Regions from separate parts of the Mus musculus genome. Here regions 1 and 2 are each linked to region 3. The links are chromatin contacts, found by Hi-C or POLR2A ChIA-PET in ENCODE. All regions are on one chromosome and are shown on one strand. Each heading gives the region's core, a stretch centred on a gene start or an enhancer-like site at or near the end of the contact. The rest is flanking DNA. Distances are from core to core; before and after follow the strand shown. Region 1 has its middle 7.3 kb from the start of Ahnak. Region 2 holds the start of Mta2 (metastasis-associated gene family, member 2). Region 3 holds the start of Ubxn1 (UBX domain protein 1).

Region 1 (2,700 bases), core at 82-2,581, 110 kb after region 3:
GGGGGTGGGCCAGTGCTTGGGGCAGCAGTTGGTCAAACTTCTGGACTGGAGGTGGGCAGGGACCCTCACCTTCATCTCCTCTCAGCCTGCAGGAAGGGTGACTCCTCTGCACATCCTGCTTGATTCTAACCCTGCGGTTTGGTTTGGTGCAGGGTGAAAAGTGGCCAGGTTGTAGATGAAGGGCTAGTGCACACCGGTTAGAAATCTGAGAAGAGGCTTTTGGGATGGGTCCCTAAGAAAGAGTTAATGGGAGTTTCTAAAGGGCGAGGGAGGTTCAGGGGGGAGGCCTTGGCTTTGTGCAGAAAGGGGAAGCACATCTGGGGTTAGTTCGGTTCCGCCCTACCCTGGGGGTGCCTGAGTCACCACACTGCCAGCCTGGCCTTCCTCCATCTCAGCTTGGGCTGCAGGCATCTTGTTAGAGCTTAGTCCTCTCTCTACCATCAGCCACAAATACAAGAATGAGCCTCTGAATGTCTCTGGATGCCAGAGAGATTTCTCTGCCACCAGCCACTGTCTAGAGTTGGCAGCACTACCCACAACAAGCTGGCAAAATTAGGGGTCAAGGGCAGAAGGGGAGGGGGTGTTGGGAATGGTCAGGCTGAGGTCCTGGAAGGAAGGCCATTGTATCCACTTAACAGGCAGAAGCTCAGAGCTCAGATGGAGGCTGAAAAGAACAAGAGAATGGGTCAGGGCCTAGAGTTGGAGTTCCTCAGAAGCTTTACTGAGTCTGGAGTATGAGTGGGAATGCAGAGCCTTGGTTTAGTTTGTAGATAAGTCAGTAGATTCTGGTCATAAGCAGCTATTTATTTTAGCTTTGTTGGCAATTCTGCATAAATTACTAAAAAGTTAGGATTCTTTAAAGTTCATCCAAGATAGACCTAGATTGCTTTTTTTTTTATTCCTTCCATTTATGTCCCGCCTTGAGTTATATCTAGACAGCTGCTGTTCTCCCTGGGTTGGACTCAGCCCACCAGCTGCCCACATGCCCCAAATGTGCCACTTCCCCCTTTGAAAGGTGCAGGGGTGTGTGTGTGTAAGTGTCTTGGCCCCACCCTGAAATTAATAGTTTGTATGACAACCAGCACTCCTTAGAGTGTCCCTCTATATATCAGATGGCTTCTGTTAGGAAGTCATAGCTTGCCCAGGCTCTCACAGTGGGAGACCAAAGGTATAATATTCTAGTTTGTTCTGGTCCTTTGTGTGTGTGAATGTAGTTATGGGTACCCACCCTACTCCCTTCCTCTAATGCTGTGCCACTGAAATATTGATGCCCCTGAAAGACAAGCTACCACCTGCTCCTGTCTGTGTACTAAATCAGGCTGGCATGGATCCCAGAGTAGGCTGTCTCTTAACTCCAGTGGAGTTCTGGGATGTCCTGTGCTCAAGTGCCTAGGGCTTGGGGTAGAGATCCTTCTCCGGGGGACATCTGTAGAGTATCACTAGTCACTTTAATCATAAGAGGAAGAAAACCTTGTGTACATAGTATTGTTTTACTTTGGTATCTGACTTTGGAGTCTGTTGATAATAATTGTTTTTGTTTTGTTTGGTTTTTTAAGAGGGCTTTTCAATGCGTTATAGAGCAGAGAGTGATGACCAGAGAGTGATGACGTACTTCTATTCCCCACCTTAGTGTTAGGATTACAGGTGTGTGATCCTGAACCTGGCTTATATAATGGCTTCCCTCTGCTTAGCTGAACCCAGGGCTTTTTTATGCTAAGAAAGCAGTCTGCCAGCTGAACTACATCCCCATCCCTGATACTGCCCAGGCCAGGAGCTGGGGTGGCCAGGCTGTTGGGACTGTTTTCTAATAGGATCTTCTATGGAATGTGCCTCTATTTCCAGCTGTCCCATCTCCTTGCACCACCACCAGCAGCAGCAGCAGCTGTCATGCGAAAGCCTCTAGCTGGCTCAGCCCTTTTGCAATTATCTGGCTGGTTCTGCCAGGTTTGGGGGTGGATAGTGAGGATGGGCAGAGCTAATGGCATTTGGGAGCATGGCAGGGCATGAGGGAACTAACTGGTGGAGGCTAAAGAGGACTGGGTTCGAGGGCTGAAGAAGAGGGAGGCAGGCTCCCATCATAGGAAGGGGGTGGTGGTGACGTGGGACTGACAACTTTGTAGATGTAAGGAGGGTGTTTGTTGTAGCAGGACCCTAGCCAGTCATCAAGGAGATCCTCATTTCTCCTGACTCACAAACTGCAGAGCAATAATGCACTTTCCAGCCAGTCCTTTACCATGTGGGACTTGAGTCACCCAGTTCCTAGGGTGTTGGCTGCCTTTACAGTGGCTGCCTTTACTGCCTCCGCCAGGCTCTGCCCCACCCATTCCCTTTCAATCTCTCCTGTTAGGACAGGGGCTAGTGAACACACGGTTTTTATCCTACTCTCTTCAAATAGTAAGTATCCATTTCTTTGACTCAGCCTTACAGAATGTACCTCACTCTGGCTGTCAGTAAGACCATCCCAAGTCATTCTTTATCTCACATGCCAATGAACTGGAGCCCGGAGAGGGGAAGTGACTTATCACACATACTTCCAAGTCTCCGTTCTTGCAGCCACAAACTGAGTCACCTTTGCTCCTAAGTAGGGGAATGCTCCTCTCAGAAGGTGATGGTAATTACAGTGGATACAGAACACAAATTTTGGAGGCAGGGAGTAGGTAGCTTCTAAAGGTTCTAGCAGCCCCCGAGCTCTGTGTTAAG
Region 2 (2,700 bases), core at 61-2,560, 70 kb after region 3:
GAACCGCTATGAGAGCAGAGACCGGGAGTGGGCTACCTATACCTGTGTGCTGGGCTTCCACGTCTATGGTGAGCCAGGATCTGGAATCCGTTAGGAGGGCTGGGGAAACAAGGAAGAACCCATTCTGCCCTCAGAATCCTGGGCGTGTGCCACCTCGGGGTGGGGGTCATAGTGGCAAATCCAGGCTAGGAGGCCCCTTGGGATTGTCTGGAGCGCAGTGGCAACCTGAAGACCTGAAACACTGCAACTCTAGGTTGTGGTAGCAGCCTGACTCAGGCCACCTGTTGTGTTAGGTGTGTGGCCTGATGGCTCTGATGGGACAGACATCAACTCCCTTTGCCGCTCCCACAATGAACGGGTGGTGGCTGTGGCAGACGACTTCTGCAAAGTACACCTCTTTCAGTACCCATGTGCTCGAGCCAAGGTGAGGCTTCAGGGGACCATTGGGCCCAGGTGGGTAGGTTTGGTACCCTGCCATTGCTGCAACCAGTTGTTTTTTTTTTTTTTTTCTCTCATCTAGGCGCCAAGTCGTATGTACTCAGGCCATGGCAGCCATGTGACTAGTGTCCGGTTCACGCACGACGACTCATACCTTGTCTCCTTAGGTGGCAAGGATGCTAGCATCTTTCAGTGGCGAGTGCTGGGGGCAGGGAGCTCTGGGCCCGCTCCTGCCACACCATCTAGAACGCCCTCTCTGTCCCCTGCCTCCTCCCTGGACGTGTGATTGATGCTGGATGGTCTTGTCCCTCTGGTACTGTGGTCTGGCCCCACCCTGGCCAAAACCCCTAGGACCAAGGACAGTCTTTTCCTGTGCTGGCTTTTTCTTTGACTTCATACATTCCCAATTGCGCATTTTTCTGGAGGGGCTAACCACCCCACTGCACACAAAATAACAACAGACTTGCTGGCTGAGCCAGGCAACCCAGCTCCGACACCCTCTGCTCGGTGAGGGGCAATAAAAAGAAAAAAGTAACTGCCTGGTGCTTTTGTGCGGCGGGTCCCCTCAGGGGCCCAGTTGTGTTAGGATGAAAGAAAAAAGTGCAGGGCGGGAAGAGAAAAGGGAGTTCAGACCAAATATGCAAATAACAGGCAAAGCGGCTTGCAAATAACCTCAAGAAGAGTGAGGGCGCGCGCGCGCCTTTCGACGCCACTGCCGGGGAGCTGCTAGGACCCATAGTGCAAAGAGTTAATTCCGGCTCCTCACCGCCCTCAGGGGCGGGGTCGAGCTGCAACGGAAATAACCGAGCGCGAGGCCGCGGCTGAGCGAAAGGAGCCGAGTTCCTTCCGGAAGTGGCCGATCTGCGGGGTCTTGCTCTCCGACCTGAGCCGAGCGCTGGGCCTTGTTCTCCGGATCGGCCGAAGGTGTTCCGGAAGGAGGCGAACCCGGACGCGGGCAGGGCAAACCTTGCCAGCGGTTGGCACCGCACGACGTCTGCTGGGACTCGGTGAGGACGCTAGGAGCTGGAACCTCACTCCGGTCAGGCAGGAATCGAGCTCGTTCCGGAAGAAGCCGAGTAGACCGGAGCTGGCCTCGGTGTCCCGGCGTGAGGCTATAGCAGTGTCGTCGTCGCGCGGGCAGTGATGAGCCGCGGCGGCTGAGCGAGCAGAGGTGCCGGCTGCTCGGGCCCCATCGACACTTCCGCGAAGCGTCAGCCACGCGCTGGGGGCTTCGTCTGGAGCTGAGCTTTGCCCCCGCGAGCCTCCGGGACCTCTTTGTGTGGCCGGAGGCGGCGGCGGGAACGGCCATGGCGGCTAACATGTACCGGGTGGGAGGTGAGTACCCTGAGCGGAAGAGGCTGAGGCCGGGATCAGGGAGACTCGGTGTCCGCAGGCGCGGGGGAGCCACATCTGGGGTCGTGTGGGCCGCGGCACCGACCGGAACCGGAATCAAGAGCCATGGTTCCGCGGCGGCGACGCTATCGGGCGCAGAGTCTACCGCAGAGGCTTACCTGCAGCCGTAACGGTGCTCTTGAGACCTGTGACTGGATCGCCGGGCTGGAAGTGGCCTTGGCTTTGGAAGGGGCCCGAGTGACCCACCGTCCGGCCAGCCGCGCTAGGGGCTAGGCGCGCAGGGGTTTTCTTTTCTGTGGCGGCTTGTGCGTTCGCGAAGGTGGGGCCTGAACAGTTTACTCAATTCTCCTATACAAGGATGCAACTTGAGTGCAAAGTTGTATGGACTCCAGGGAAATTCTTGTTCTTGTTTCTTAAGTCTCACTTTTGAGTGAAGATCTGACTTTAGAACTGGGTGTTGCAGGGGTAGGGGGTAAAAACTCATTTCCTTTTTCTTCTTTTTTCCTTGTTTCTTTTTAGACAAGGTTTATTCTCTGTGTAGTCTTGGCTGTCCTGGGACTCATACTGTAGACCAGGCTGTCCTCGAACTCAGAGATCCGCCTGCCTCTGCCTCCTGACTGCTGGAATTAAAGGTGTGTGACACCACTGCCTGGCAAAGTATTTCCATAATATCTCTTTTCCTTCCTTCCTTTTTTTTTTTTTTTTTTTTCTTTTTTTCTCTCTTCTCTTCCCCCACCCCCCATTTCCTTTTTGAGGCAGGTTTCCCCCTTGTTTCTTTTGAGACAAGGTTTCTCTGTGTAACCCTGGCTGTCCTGGAACTTGAGCTGTAGACTTGGCTGGCTTTGAACCAAGAGCCTGCTTTGGTCTCCCAGACTGCTGGGATTAAACGCATATGCCACCACTGTCCAG
Region 3 (2,735 bases), core at 26-2,525:
AATAGCTACAGTGTACTTACATGGAATAAATATAAATCTTTTTTTAAAAAAAGAAAGGTTTTAAGATAGCTGGGCAAGCCAGGCGTGGTGAGACACCCCTTTAATCCCATCACTCAGGAGGCAGAGGCAGGTGGATTTCTGAGTTCGAGGCCAGCCTCATCTACAAAGTGAGTTCCAGGACAGCCAGGGCTACACAGAGAAACCCTGTCTCGAAAAACCAAAAACGAAAAAAAAAAAAAAAAAAAAAAAAAAAAAAAAGATAGCTGGGCAAGATGTTTCTGGCCTTTGATCCCTGCACTCTGGATGGCAGAGGCAGACTGATATTTGAGTTTGAGATCAGTCTCTAAAGCCAGATCCATTTAGAAAGTTCCAGAACAGCCAAGGCTTCATAATGAGATCTTGTCTCAAAAAACAAAGACAGTGATAACAATGATGATGAACATAGACTCAAGCATGCTAGACCAAATCACCACTAGACCTACTCCCTAGACTCTGATAAATAACTTACTAATAATATATATAAGAGTTATTCTCCTCCCAACTTCTTTTACATACATCACCGATGGGTGTGGTGGCACACAACTTTAGTCCTGGCACTTGGAAGACTGAGGCAGGCAGATTTTTCTGAGTTTGAGGCCTGTCTGGTCTTGGTGCCAAAAGACAGAAAGAGAAGTAAAAGAGAAAACGGAAAATTAAAAAATGCAAGGAGGTGGTGGCGACACACTCTGATCCCAGTACTGCGCTCCGGAGGCAGAGGCAAGTGGATCTCATTGGATTGCAGGCCAGCCTGGTCTACAGCGCGAGTTCCAGGACAGCCAGGACTATGCAGAGAAATCCTGTCTCAAAACACCAAAAGGAAAGAAAGAGAGAGAAAGACAGAAAGAGAGGGAGAGAGAGATAAACTTTTACTGTTTATCATGAACGCCCCGACTCGTGTGCTTAGGTCAGAGGACAACTAACAGGAATCCTTTTTCCTCTGTGCTCAACCTCGTGGGTCTTAGGAATCGAACTCACATAATTAGGCTTGAAGGCAGGTGCTTTTACCCGCCGATCCATAGCCAGGCTCTCTTTTAGAATCCTAAAAGCCTGCAAACCGGCTCAAGCCTGTCTGGAGCTTCTTCCCCGTGGGTGGGTCTCCTTCCTGTCAGTTGTCCCTCCTCAAAGTCCCCGCCCACCAGGAAGGACATTTCTGGCTCTCTTCGGCACCCGTCCACCCTGCCTCCACGTGACACAAACAGACCGGGCACTTCCGCTTCCCCTCCGCTCTCCCCACTCACTGTCTACTCCCCCCTCGTCCCTGGGTCTCCCGCCCCGTGAGTTAGCGAGCGCCGGGAGGGCGGCGTCGCGGGCGGAGTCGCCCCGGGCTGACCCTTGCGGTCTTCCTTCTGGTCCCCGCAGGTCCCCGCGGAGGCGGAGGCGGGCGCCATGGCGGAGCTGACGGCTCTGGAGAGCCTCATCGAGATGGGCTTTCCCAGGGGACGCGCGTAAGGGAGCCTCCCCCTAGCCGGTGGTGGGAGGCCGCGGGCCTGGCCGGCCTGACTGTCACCATGGCTGGTGGGCGCTATTCACGGTGTTTCTGCCCCCAGGGAGAAGGCTCTGGCCCTCACAGGGAACCAGGGCATCGAGGCTGCGATGGATTGGTGAGCGGGCGACCCGCACGGGTGGCGGGAGTTTGGGAGCCGCTGGGCAAGGTGGCCTCCAGGCTAACCAACCCCTGCCTACTTTCTCCGCGCAGGCTGATGGAGCATGAAGACGACCCCGATGTGGATGAGCCTCTGGAGACTCCCCTCAGCCATGTCCTGGGACGAGAACCCACGCCCTCAGAGCAAGTTGGCCCTGAAGGTCCTGACTGGGAGACATCTTGTGATTCTAGAGACCTTGAAAGGGCCCCGAGAAAATCAGAATGATCTTATTCTAAATACTAATCCTGGTTGCTTGTTTGCAGGCTCTGGGTCTGCTGCTGGAGAAAGCAGACCCATTTTGACTGAAGAGGAGAGACAAGAACAGACCAAGAGGTGACTGGCAAGTTCAGTGTGTGTGTGTGTGTGTGTGTTTTGTTTGGAGTCTGCCTAACTCTTGCCCAGGCTGAACTCCGGATCCTCCTGCCTCCGCCTCCAGAGTGCTGAGATGTGGCCTTCACTGTGCCTTGCATTATTTTTTTGAGACGCAGTCCAGCTGTGTACCTCAGGCTGCGCTGGAACCCCGTATGCGGCCTAGGCTAAATTCGAAGCCACATTCTTCTAGTGCTGGGATTACAGGCCTGGGCCACCATAGCCCAGTGACACACTTTACCAAGGGTCATGGGTCATCTTCCTTCCTCTCAAATACAAACAAGTCTGATCATAGAACCTGACCTTTCCGGTTTTGAGGGTGTGCTGCAAGTCACCAGGAAACATCTCACATAGCTCAGGACTGGTCTCAAACTCCTGTGTGGCTGCAGATTCCCCTGAAATCCCAACTCTCTTGCCTCTCCTTTGCAAATGCAGGGATTATAGATATGCATCACTATGCCCTTTCTTTAAAAACAAAACCAACAACAACAATAAGAAAAACCCACGCTGGGCGTGGTGGTGCACGCCTTTAATCCCAGCACTCGGAGGCAGAGGCAGGCGGATTTCTGAGTTCGAGGCCAGCCTGGTCTACAAGGTGAGCTCCAGGACAGCCAGGGCTAAACAGAAAAACCAAAAAAAAAAAAAAAGAAAGAAAGAAAGAAAAACCCACAAGGGTCTATGCAT

The links. A loop is a pair of places that touch in the nucleus more often than their neighbours do. ChIA-PET counts read pairs that join two places held with the same protein, here RNA polymerase II (POLR2A).
Region 1: POLR2A ChIA-PET joins it to region 3 with 14 read pairs in embryonic stem cell. The contact joins the enhancer-like site here to the promoter of Ubxn1 in region 3. A Hi-C loop is called at or near these places in 2 of 37 maps with a recorded cell type or tissue (heart and v-Abl transformed pro-B cells). POLR2A ChIA-PET finds 5 or more read pairs at or near these places in 4 of 5 experiments (Patski and embryonic stem cell).
Region 2: POLR2A ChIA-PET joins it to region 3 with 14 read pairs in embryonic stem cell. The contact joins the promoter of Mta2 here to the promoter of Ubxn1 in region 3. A Hi-C loop is called at or near these places in 2 of 37 maps with a recorded cell type or tissue (heart and left cerebral cortex). POLR2A ChIA-PET finds 5 or more read pairs at or near these places in 4 of 5 experiments (Patski and embryonic stem cell).

What each region holds. Positions count from the first base shown.
Region 1 is chr19:8,980,656-8,983,355 of GRCm38, forward strand. No RefSeq gene overlaps it. Among named protein-coding and RNA genes, the nearest start is that of Ahnak, 7.3 kb to the right of the region's middle. Within about 2 kb of position 1,332, at least 2 of the 3 ENCODE cell types and tissues checked have a DNase peak (open chromatin) inside an H3K27ac peak, as active enhancers do; they include heart, where a contact is called at or near this core.
Region 2 is chr19:8,940,610-8,943,309 of GRCm38, forward strand. Mta2 (metastasis-associated gene family, member 2) reads left to right here and starts at 1,311. Exons shown (of 18, transcript NM_011842.3): 1 at 1,311-1,773. The coding sequence starts at 1,746. Eml3 (echinoderm microtubule associated protein like 3) reads left to right here. Exons shown (of 22, transcript NM_144872.1): 20 at 1-68; 21 at 294-424; 22 at 521-973. The coding sequence ends at 724. It overlaps Gm10353 (predicted gene 10353), which reads right to left and starts at 1,781. Exons shown (of 4, transcript NR_165499.1): 1 at 43-1,781.
Region 3 is chr19:8,870,273-8,873,007 of GRCm38, forward strand. Ubxn1 (UBX domain protein 1) reads left to right here and starts at 1,276. Exons shown (of 9, transcript NM_001362044.1): 1 at 1,276-1,484; 2 at 1,587-1,640; 3 at 1,736-1,842; 4 at 1,946-2,015. The coding sequence starts at 1,426.